2 separate regions of the Homo sapiens genome follow, and region 2 is linked to region 1. The links are chromatin contacts, found by Hi-C or POLR2A ChIA-PET in ENCODE. All regions are on one chromosome and are shown on one strand. Each heading gives the region's core, a stretch centred on a gene start or an enhancer-like site at or near the end of the contact. The rest is flanking DNA. Distances are from core to core; before and after follow the strand shown.

The links. Hi-C counts contacts between places; a loop is a spot of excess contacts on that map. ChIA-PET counts read pairs that join two places held with the same protein, here RNA polymerase II (POLR2A).
Region 2: a map with no recorded cell type shows a loop between it and region 1 (7-fold over the local background). The contact joins two enhancer-like sites. A Hi-C loop is called at or near these places in 1 of 37 single-sample maps with no recorded cell type. POLR2A ChIA-PET finds 5 or more read pairs at or near these places in 1 of 52 experiments (activated CD4-positive, alpha-beta T cell).

The regions. Positions count from the first base shown.
Region 1 is chr6:35,021,970-35,027,171 of GRCh38, forward strand. All of the region lies in intron 11 of ANKS1A (ankyrin repeat and sterile alpha motif domain containing 1A), which reads left to right. It also overlaps the pseudogene HSPE1P11. Among named protein-coding and RNA genes, the nearest start is that of TCP11, 120 kb to the right of the region's middle. RefSeq lists an enhancer at 2,773-2,922. Within about 2 kb of position 2,827, at least 21 of the 41 ENCODE cell types and tissues checked have a DNase peak (open chromatin) inside an H3K27ac peak, as active enhancers do.
Region 2 is chr6:35,831,134-35,836,335 of GRCh38, forward strand. It overlaps SRPK1 (SRSF protein kinase 1), which reads right to left. Exons shown (of 16, transcript NM_003137.5): 16 at 1,833-4,355. The coding sequence ends at 4,171. Among named protein-coding and RNA genes, the nearest start is that of LHFPL5, 28 kb to the left of the region's middle. Within about 2 kb of position 2,583, at least 2 of the 41 ENCODE cell types and tissues checked have a DNase peak (open chromatin) inside an H3K27ac peak, as active enhancers do.

The DNA.
Region 1 (5,202 bases), core at 1,577-4,076:
AGTGAGACTCTGTCTAAAAAAAAAAAAAAACAAAACAGAGCTCTTTGCAGGAGGTTCTTTGTTGTTTGGTGGTAGCAGAGTCACGGGGAACCCCTGGAGTTCAAACCCTTCAACTGGTGATCCTCCTGCACAGCTCTGCCTCACTGCAGGGATGGGAGAGCCCACCCAGCCTGAGAAAGTCAGGCAGGCACCTTCCCCACTGTTCTCATTTGAGAAATTAATGAGCTTTCTGTTGAACTCCCTGAGAGGAGAAGAGAGGTTGGAGAGAAATCTACAGCCTTCTCTACAATTTGTTTTTCAAATATATTCTTCCACATAATGGCCAGCAAATGGCTGGTTGGTTGAGATGATGTTCTCCAGTTGGGGAACATGTATGGCTAATAGATTTGGGAGTCATTTTCTCCAAATACAGACTGCTCCTTATTGTGGGTTAATGCAGCCCTGTTGAACTACCCTGAGCAACATGACTTCTGAAAGATGGCCTGGTTAAGGTAAACCTCTGTGATCATATCTGTTAATGACACTAGCATTCTCCCTATTTTCTATTGTATTTTTGGTGACAAAGAAGTCATAGAGTTTGCCTTTAAAAGAGCTCAGCCTAAGAGGAGATCTGAATCCAAACTTCAGTAGTTATTTTCTGTGTTCTCCAGTCAAGTCAAAGCACTCTTTGTTGTCTTAATGATGCTTGGGACATAATAGAGGGCAAACTGAGAAGGTGTACGTAAATAAAATTTTAAAAATATACAGATAAGGAGTGGGAAATTCACCCACATCCCTCCATGCATACTTAACCTCTGTTAACATTCAATACATATCCAAATTCGGAGTCTTAGTGTATTTACTGATTATAATTTGCTTTTCTTACCTAATAACTGCACGTTGTGGATATCTTACCATGGCAGCATCAATAAGACCTGGATTCAGATCGTCATTCTAAAAAGGCTGAGTATTCTCTTGTATGGCTATATCATAAGGTTGGTTAGTTTGTTGTTGTTGAAACTTCTCCAACCATTAGATACTGCACAGGGCATTTTCCACCTGCCCTTCAGGTCCAGTTCCTACCCTTTTCTATCTGCTTATGTGTCGTGCATTAATAGGCCAAGGGGTTGTTGGATTGGTTTTGTCCCTCTACTGAAAGCCACCACTCCTGGGAGGGACCTTCTCCCAATAGCTGTTCTCTCTGGGTTCTAGTAAACAGTCCTTCCCTTTGACCCTTCTGACCTAAGGCTCCTCACTGTGACTAGCTCCCCTCCCTGCACCTTACCCAAACCTGTGTAAATAATCCCATTACTAAGTTCCTTCAGGTGCACAATTTGTGCCGTCTTTTCCTGCAGGGACCCTGAGTGATACAGCAGTTTTTGGCACTGTTTCTATCAACTCTGAGCAAGCATAGATGGCTGTATGCTGGAGCAGTAAACATGACTCTAGCATGTAAATTGTAAATTAATCTTCATTTGCAAATGAACTGAAAGGCTTAGATATTCAGGGTGCTGGGAAGCAGGAGAAATTCATCATTTAACTGGAAGCACCAGAGCTGTGGCAGTAGAGTCATGGCGGGACCAGCATTTAGAAAGTTTCTTTCACTCTTTGACTGAATATTGGTTGAAAGGAGTGCAGCTGAAACTGTAACCAAAGGAGGCATTATGCCTCCAGGAAAATCTCAGGGAGAAGTATCACAAGCAGCAGTGGTAGCTGTTGGATCAGGCTCTAAAGGAAAGGGTAGAGAGATTCGACCAATTAGCGTGGAAGTTGGAGACAAATTTCTTCTCCCAGAATATAGAGGCACCAAAGTAGTTCTAGGTGACAGGATTATTTCTTATTTAGAGATGGTGACATTCTTGGAAAGAATGCAGACAGAAATAAATCACTATTGAAATGGCATCACGTGAAGCTGCTCCTTCCACTGAAGTCCTAAAATATTTCATAATATAATTTCCATGTCTTTCTTTATAATAAACTAAATTTCTAAATTTTATTTTAAACTTTCTTTATAATAAACTAATGATATATAAAGTAATGGCATCCAGTGTCTCTAAAACTTTGTTTTTCTGCACTGATATAGACATCTCCAAATAAAAATATGTAAATTTAACAAAATTAAAAATCCAAAACTTTAAGCCTTTCCCACTTCCTACTATAAGAAAGAAACCTGTTCTCCCTTCATCAAGCTGGCAGTGTCCTCAGCATCTCAGCTGTGTGTTCCTGCGGCAGAGTCTCCTTTTGGTATGTCTTTATCCTCTGTCTCTTGCACAGTGTGATGTACCCACAGCACACACACACAGCACCAATTAACATCTGAGATAAATACCTTGTAGGAATAACAAAAATGGCTTTCTGGTCATATTGTGGTTTGAATGGATAAAAAGTTTGTGATGACCAGATTAGCCTCTCACCTGCCTTTGAATGGGATTAAAGTTTATGAAAGAGAAAACCACAGAAGGCTGTTTGTCTACTTAGCATAAACATTGGAGTCATTTAAAACTTGGCTAAAGGCTTAAATGATAAATTTGTGTTTTGTAATCAGCTTTCATAAATATTAAATAAGTGGGAGATGGGTGAAGAGCAGGGACATGCTTTGTATGCATTTTGTATAAGATGAGAATAATTTCTGGCACAGGATTTTGGGAATGTCCTGGCTTTGTCTGAAATGGTAGCTGAGGAAACCCTTGGCTCTTGAATCCTTTTCCTGAGAAGTGAAGTGGCAGCAACTGGGAGGGCACCCTTTCAGGCCAAGTCCAGAAGTGGCCTCGCCACCTCGCCCTTTCCAGCTCTTTCTCATTAGAGGCATGATGTCATCAAGAGACAAGCTGATTGGTTCAACTCCATAGAGGCTTTGGCTGCTTTTAACCCTTGGGGGTTAGGTGTGCAAAAAGAAGAATGTAAAATAAGGAGATTTGCATTTCCACTGATGATGACTAAATTTCCCACGCCATATTCTGCAATGTGCATTGTTCCTCTTTATGTAAACAAGCATGCTGTGTAGTCTTTTGTGCTGAGCAAAGCCCTCCCGCCCTGAACAAGAATGTGACACTCCTACCTCTGGGGAAAGATTAGGACCTGGAGTGTCTATTTAAGTTGTTTCCAAGTATACAGAGTAGTCACAACTGTTATCCTAGATGAAACACCCTTTATATTTCCATTGGCTTTAGGTGGTCTGGTAATATTGAGGTAATTTGTTCATATTTTTAAAATAATCTCATTTATTTTATAGGCAGCCCTAAATAAACAGTTTTGGCCTTTCTATCAAAGTGATTTTTGTTAGCCTAGATTATATATGTGTATACACACACACACACACACACGCATATATGTATGCGATGTGTGTGTGTGTGTGTATTTATGTATGTTTATATGCATTTCCATGGCCTTGATGCTAACAGGAGAAACTCCACGGTGTTGTGAATGAGCGGGAGTTAGTCCTGGCTCTGCAATTGACTGGTGATGAGAAAACTGGTGTGTTCAGCACCTCTCTCTCCCGCTTGCTGGTCCCTTGCTGCCATCACGTCTCTAACTGGACAGGTGCTGGAAAGCGGGGTTGGGGGAGTGGGGGAATGCACCCTCCCTGCTGCTGCCACTTCACTTCCCACCGATGCATTTCCCCATTGCTGCTGTCCCTATCTGTTACTCATCTGTTTCCCTCTTTCTTTTTGCCTTTGCTCTTTCTCCCCTTTTCTTCTATGCTTTTTTGTCTTTTTTTCTTCCTCCCTACTTTTCTCATTCATTTTTCCTTTTCATTCTTATTTTTACAGGTGGAGTTAAGGATAGGCTTCTCTTCTAGCCTCTCAGCCCTCTGTACCAGAGGGATTTTGCTTTTATTTTTTCTTTTTAACATTTTTTCCAGGGTTGACCCACATTTCTATTCTGCACCAGCATTTCTGCCACTCGTGGTATCCGCAGGCCACCACACCCACCGCCAGCCCCAGTCCCCCACTAAACAGCCTGGTTCCCTTTAGCTGCAGCAAGAGGGCACCATCAAGCACCAGGGAGGGAGCTGGGGTATTTGCAAAATCACCAGCAAAAGGAGAATTTTCCTTTTCTCCCTTTTTTGTTATGTTACAAACTGAAAGCTTGGGTGACAATGAATGTAGGTGACTATAGATGAGAGGAATTTGACCTTTATTCCAGTCCATACAAATGCTGAGAATCAGAGAAGGAAACATTTTCTGGGATATTCTTTTTATACTTTGGTTCTGGTTTTGTATCTTGTTTTTCTAGTAAAGTATCAGTAGGATACAGAGTGCGTGATTTTGTATGACTTTGGGAATAATAGTTCATTTTATATTATTCTAAGCAATTGTGTCTAAGAACAAGTAGAGGTATTTTACATAATCAGTAATAGTATAAAATTGAAGTATATTTGTATTACAGTTACACGTTCAGCTAATTTGTTGAGCACCTGCTCTGTTCCAGGTAGGCTGTAAGTGCTGGGGATACAGCAATGAACAAAACAGACAAATCCTCTTGCCCTCATGGAGCTGGCTTTCTAGAAAGCTAGAGGGGAATGAGAATTTAAAAAGAATGAATAGGTAAAAATCGTAGTATGTAGTTGATGATGGGAGTGGTTATGAGAACAATACAGCCAAGAACAGGATTAGAGGGTGCGGTGGGAGGATTGCTGCCGTTAGGTGAGTCAGCCAAGGAAGGCCCCTTTGAGGAGGACGTGAAGGAGCAAGCTGTGCATGCTTGGGGTGGGGAGGGAGAAGCATGAGTGGTTATTGGGCTACTTTCTCTTAATTAATTTCTCCTGTAAGAGAAATTTAAAATCCTACCCTACACTTAATATTGTCTTACAAATATACCTTATAACTTGACTTTTACTTTTAACTTCCTTTTTCTTTAGTCATGATTGCTACCTGTTGCCTTTCTCATCTTGGTTTTTTTCCTTGATTTCTTTATTTTAAGCTGTTGGGTGCATGCTTTTAAACATGCACATACCCACATTTTTAAAAAGCTATTGAACTAGAATGAAATCATAATTTCTCAAACTTGATCATTGTTCTTGTTGTCATCCTAGGCAAGGATGTTGGGTGAGTTCTGGCAGAGGGGCTGGGTTATAGGTCATTGTCTTAGGAAATGCCTTTCCATAAGCTCATTGCATACTCAAGGCAGAAATAAAATCTGAAAACCAGGATCACGAAGCAAAGGGAAGAGAATTCAAAATTACTAAGACCAGAAGATGGCCAGAAATCTCAGAAATGGGAG
Region 2 (5,202 bases), core at 1,333-3,832, 810 kb after region 1:
CCAGGCTAGAATGCAGTGGCGTGATCATAGCACACTGCAGCCTTGAAATCCTGGGCTCAAGCAATCCTCCTGCCTCAGCCTGAGTAGTTGGGACTACAGGTGCCAGCCAACACATCCGGCTAATTTTAAAATTTTTTATAGACACAGGGTCCCACTATGTTGCCCAGGCTGATCTTGAATCCCTAGGCTCAAGTGCTCCTCCTGCCTTGGCCTCCCAAAGTGTGGGGATGACAGGTGTGAGCCACTGCACCCGGCCATAAGGCCTTATTTTAAAGCAAATGTAAGTTCGATTATCAGCAAATCACCAATTTTCTGTGATATAATAATCTAAGGGCAAAGCAGTTTCCTTATAAGGCTAAACTGGTAAGAGTACAGGTTTCAAAAGAAAAGAATGGGCAGTAACGAAGTCCACTTATAAGCTGGGACTGCTCTGCAGCAGCTAAATAGTTTCCCTGTGGACACGCAGAGCAAATTCAGAATTAAAGGGGGTTGTAAACCCACCTGTTTGTTGGCTCTTTTGAGATAGCTACAAGCTCTCCTGTAACAGCACTAAGGTTTCCCCCAATTCTGGGAATTCTAGGTCCATATATTTAACACAAGGTGTAGGAGGGCCTGCCTAGGTTGGTCAGTCTGGTGAACAAACTGGTTTCATGGATTCCAATAGGTTACATTTTAACACTATGAAAACACTGTGTTCTAAGTATTGCACAATTAAAACAAATTAACTAGAACAATTTATGTAGTTCAGGTGTAGGTGGGGAAAGATGAATAACACTAAAAACTACCACAAATAAAAATGAAAAGTAAATTAAAAACTAGACAAGTGTATGAAGCAAAAAATAAATTATCTCTAGTATATAACGAGTCCTGACCAAGTCATCAAATACGGAAGCACTCCAACAGAAAGCTGGACAATTTACATAAATAATCAAAAAATGCAAATACCTATGAAAAGTTTATGACCTCACCAGTAATCCAATATGCAAATTATAACGATATTCCTGTGGGGAGGGGGCAGGGCACAAACTAGCGATTCATAATAGGCCTGTTCATACATTGGTGTATACAGAAAAACAGTCCAACCATTCTGCTAGTTGTCCAGATAAGTTAGGCAATATTTATTTATTTATTTATTTATTTATTTATTTATTGAGACGGAGTCTTGCTGTTGCCCAGACAGGAGTGCAGTGGCGTGATCTTGGCTCACTGCAACCTCCAAGGTTCAAGTGATTCTCCTGCCTCAGTCTCCCAAGTAGCTGGGACTACAGGTGCACGCCGCCATGCCTGGCTAATTTTTGTATTTTTAGTAGAGACAGTGTTTCACCATATTGGCCAGGATGGTCTCAATCTCTTGACCTCGTGATCCACCTGCCTTGGCCTCCCAAAATGCTGGGATTACAGGCATGAGCCACCGCGCCCGGTGGCAATATTTATTAAAAGCCTCAAAAATGTGCTCTCTGGCCCAGACAGTTCAAGAATCTATCCAAGAAATGAGATAAGTGTATGAAAGCCTGTGTAATACATCATGCCATTGCCTTAATAAGAGCTTATATTTCTAAGTCTTCTGAATTTTGCACGTACCGTGCATTTATAATTTGAGAAAAACAACCACCCCTGACAAATCTTCTGGAAGAAAGTGCTATTGGATGTAGGGAAAAACAATTAAAAAAAAAATGCTGAAAAACAGTATTCCAAAAATGTTAATTTGGCTGTTAATTCTACCCCACTCCCAATTTAAAACTAGAAGCAAAACTATGAACCCCACAAAATGGCAAGTGTGCAATTTGTACACTTTCATTGCATATTTAAATTAAAAAAGCATACTCAACCAATCTTTTCCTCCTTTTACTCAGGGCAGAGCAATTTGGACAACAAATGAACAGAGATTTTTGGAAACATGTAGGTTATTAAATAATTTGTTTATTGTACGGCATTTACAAAGAAAACAGACAATGCCCTCAGTAGAAAGAATAAAAATGTATTTAGGGCTTTATTTTTAACTGACAGCAAATAGAAATCCTTTAGTGAGATCGTGGCAATTTGACAGTATTATAATTAAGCTCAATAAAGGTACATGGGGTACCTGGAAGATCAAGATCTACAGCTGCCTATTTCCACATCTTTCAATCCATCTGGCTCCTTAAATAGGGGAAAAAGCCCTTATTTGGTGGAGAAGCATTTCCAAAATGAAGTTACAGGTTCTATTAAAACTTACTGTCACATCAACTGTTAAAATAGGGCCTTTTGTGTTTTGTTATTTCACCTTAATATCACCAGAATTCCTGTAATTCCACAATTGTGATTTTACTATGTAGAAGATAATTCAGTTCTAGTCTATTGCTTTAGATGTAAAAACAGCTGAAAACCCAAAGTGGATTAGAATTGCTGAAGGATTTCCCTGCCGTTGTTTGATACAATCTATTCTCTTGATTCTTGATAGGTGCATAGAAAGCCTAACTTAAAATTCTTTCTACAGGAACATGTCTGATTTCAGGAGTACCCAATGAAGGATCCGATGAATGGCTGGCCAGTTACTCAGAGTAATATGTTTATGAGTTAAATGGATTGCATAACGGCACCACTTTTCCTTTGTCACTGTGGTGGATAAATGACAAAGTAGATTCCAATCTCCTGTATAGAAAGGTGGTTACCCAATAGCCTCACTGGTGGCTTGCTAGCAGAGCCTCAAGTTGCACCTCTGTGGCTTTCTGTAAATTCGAGTCCTACAGCCACTTCGAGAACGCTGCAATCCCCAAGGCCCACTTGGTCCATGCTGAAGAAGCGGCTGTGACCCCAATCCTGCCTCTCTTTTGCTCTTCAGTATTACTTACTGGAGGAATATGTAATATTCTAGGTCAAGTCTAGGAGAGGCTCATCCTAAAAAAAAAATTGCAAAGTCTTTTCTCAATTAAAACAAAAAAGCCTCAAGTACATCTCAATCATGTCAAAATTATGGTTAAAAATTGACATTATGTAGGGAAATAGCAGCAGAGAATGGCTAATCTTAAAAAATAACGAACCAACCAACCAAAAAACAAAACAAAACAAGACCAACAAAAAAAAGTGCCATCCCACCCCTCCCCTTGGTTCTTTCATTTGGGGTTATATTAAAGACTCGAGCCTCTGAGAAAATCAGAAAGGCAAAGCCATAGAGGAAAACTGCTTCAAGGCCAGAATTTTGGGTAAGGTAAAGAAAAAGCTGTACATGAAAGCAGGGGACTGTTTGGAAAAGAATCAGAATCTCAAGATCTATTTTTCTTAAATGGGAAAGCTCTGAAACCCAGATCTCCGTTCTACCATCATCCTGATCCTTTAGTTATGGGGCAATAAACTCAAGTGCAATGAGTAAAGTGCCAGCCATGGATACAAAAACAAAAAATAAAACAAAACAACCAACCAAAATAACTCTGGTCTTAGGGTAATAGAAGACATACAGGAAAGGACTGTTTATAGAACACCTGAGGTTCTCAAGAAATTACTATTCAATGGTTCTGTTTTTGCTTACATTAAAAATCAGACTGAAGATTCAAAGATCTTAACTATTAAAGGATGAAAGGAATTTGACAGTGCTTTGAACAGTGATAAAATGGTACCCAAATTTGGTGTTCATATAGCTATTTAAAAAAGACAGTAGCTTAAAAGTTGCAGGAAAAAATGTGAACACAGAGAACAACAGAAACAGTCCAGGAAGATGATGCAGCCCGGACACAGCAAGTTTAATGTCTCTGCTGTACATAGAATTAAGACCCTTTCCCCCTCCTCATCCTTATGCTGGCAATAGGATATGCACTAGAAAATTTGACTCTTAGAGTCAATGAATAAAAGGATGGGCTCATACACCTTCATAGCTCTTTTCAAAAAGGATGCTTATAATTTAAAGGATGTCCTAATGGGAAGGAAAGGTACAGGGCAAGAGGCTGTTTCACATTTTAGTCCATTAGTCTTTGGCAGAGCCCAACCAAGGCCAAATTCACCTAGGATGCCCAATGGCTGTGGGGATCTCCACAGGGTCAAGTAAGCAAACCCAAATGAACATGTTGGATTAAAAAAAAAACAAGATCTAGAAACTCTTGAAGGAAGAGCTTCACCCTGAAAAGGGAAGAGGAAAATGCTTGAAGGGGAAGGGCGGAGGGTCAGTGTGTGATCTCTGCTGTGGTGCTGGGCAGGGGCTTAGGAGTTAAGCCAAGGGTGCCGGAGACACTCGGCGGCAGTGGCTCTCTTCTCAGGGATCAGCTCCAACATGGGCAGTAAGAAATCTGTGAAGCCAGCTGCCTCTTCCTGCGACCACTCATACTTCTCCACTAGAACCTCAAAAAGGCCCCAAGGTTTCAGCTTCGTGATATGTTTCAGGTCACCTGCAGTGAAGACAGTACAGAAAAAGCCACTGATCAACACAGACAAATGACAAGGTACTCTTGTGGAAACCCACAAACTAACCCATGTAGTCTATGAGGAATCAAATTTTGCAATCAGAATCTAATCCTTCATTCACAAAGCATTTCTTTTCTGACATATGCCTCAGAAAGAAGTGCCTCTATTCTTCATACGGCTCCAAAAATTTAAGGTAATTTGTTTTCTCCCCTATTCTAGGATTTTTTTGGTCCCAGTCAAACTGGGTGTGACAATCAAGAAGTAGGTATTTACTACTAAAATAAACATGAAATGCCTATGTCTTCAACATGGTCTTATATGGTGTGCAGAGACACTCTAGTACCACATACCGAGAATAATTTGCTTATACTCTTTTTTTGTGTATGTGCTCAATAGTTTAGTAAATGTTGCTTTACAGTGAGGCAGTAAAGTTAAAACATCATGTCAAGCATGGATAAAAGCAACAAAAAAAACCCCAAATCCTACACAGTTTTCAGATACAACAGCTTCATATACTCTATACCAGGGGTCCCCAACTCTATACCAATACCCCCTATGGTACCAGTCTGCGGTCTGTCAGGTCTGCACAGCAGCAGGTCAGTGGTGGGCCAGCAAGCATTACTGCCTAAGCTCCACCTCCTGTCAGCTCAGTGGCTGCATTAGATTCTCACAGGAGCGTGAATCCTACTGTGAACTGCAGTAGGGATCTAGGTTGCATGTTCCATAAAAGAACCTAATGCCTGACAATCTGAGGTGACACAGTTTTATCTCCAAACCACCCCCCAACCCCCCCATCCATTGAAAAACTGTCTTCCACAAAACCAGTCCCTG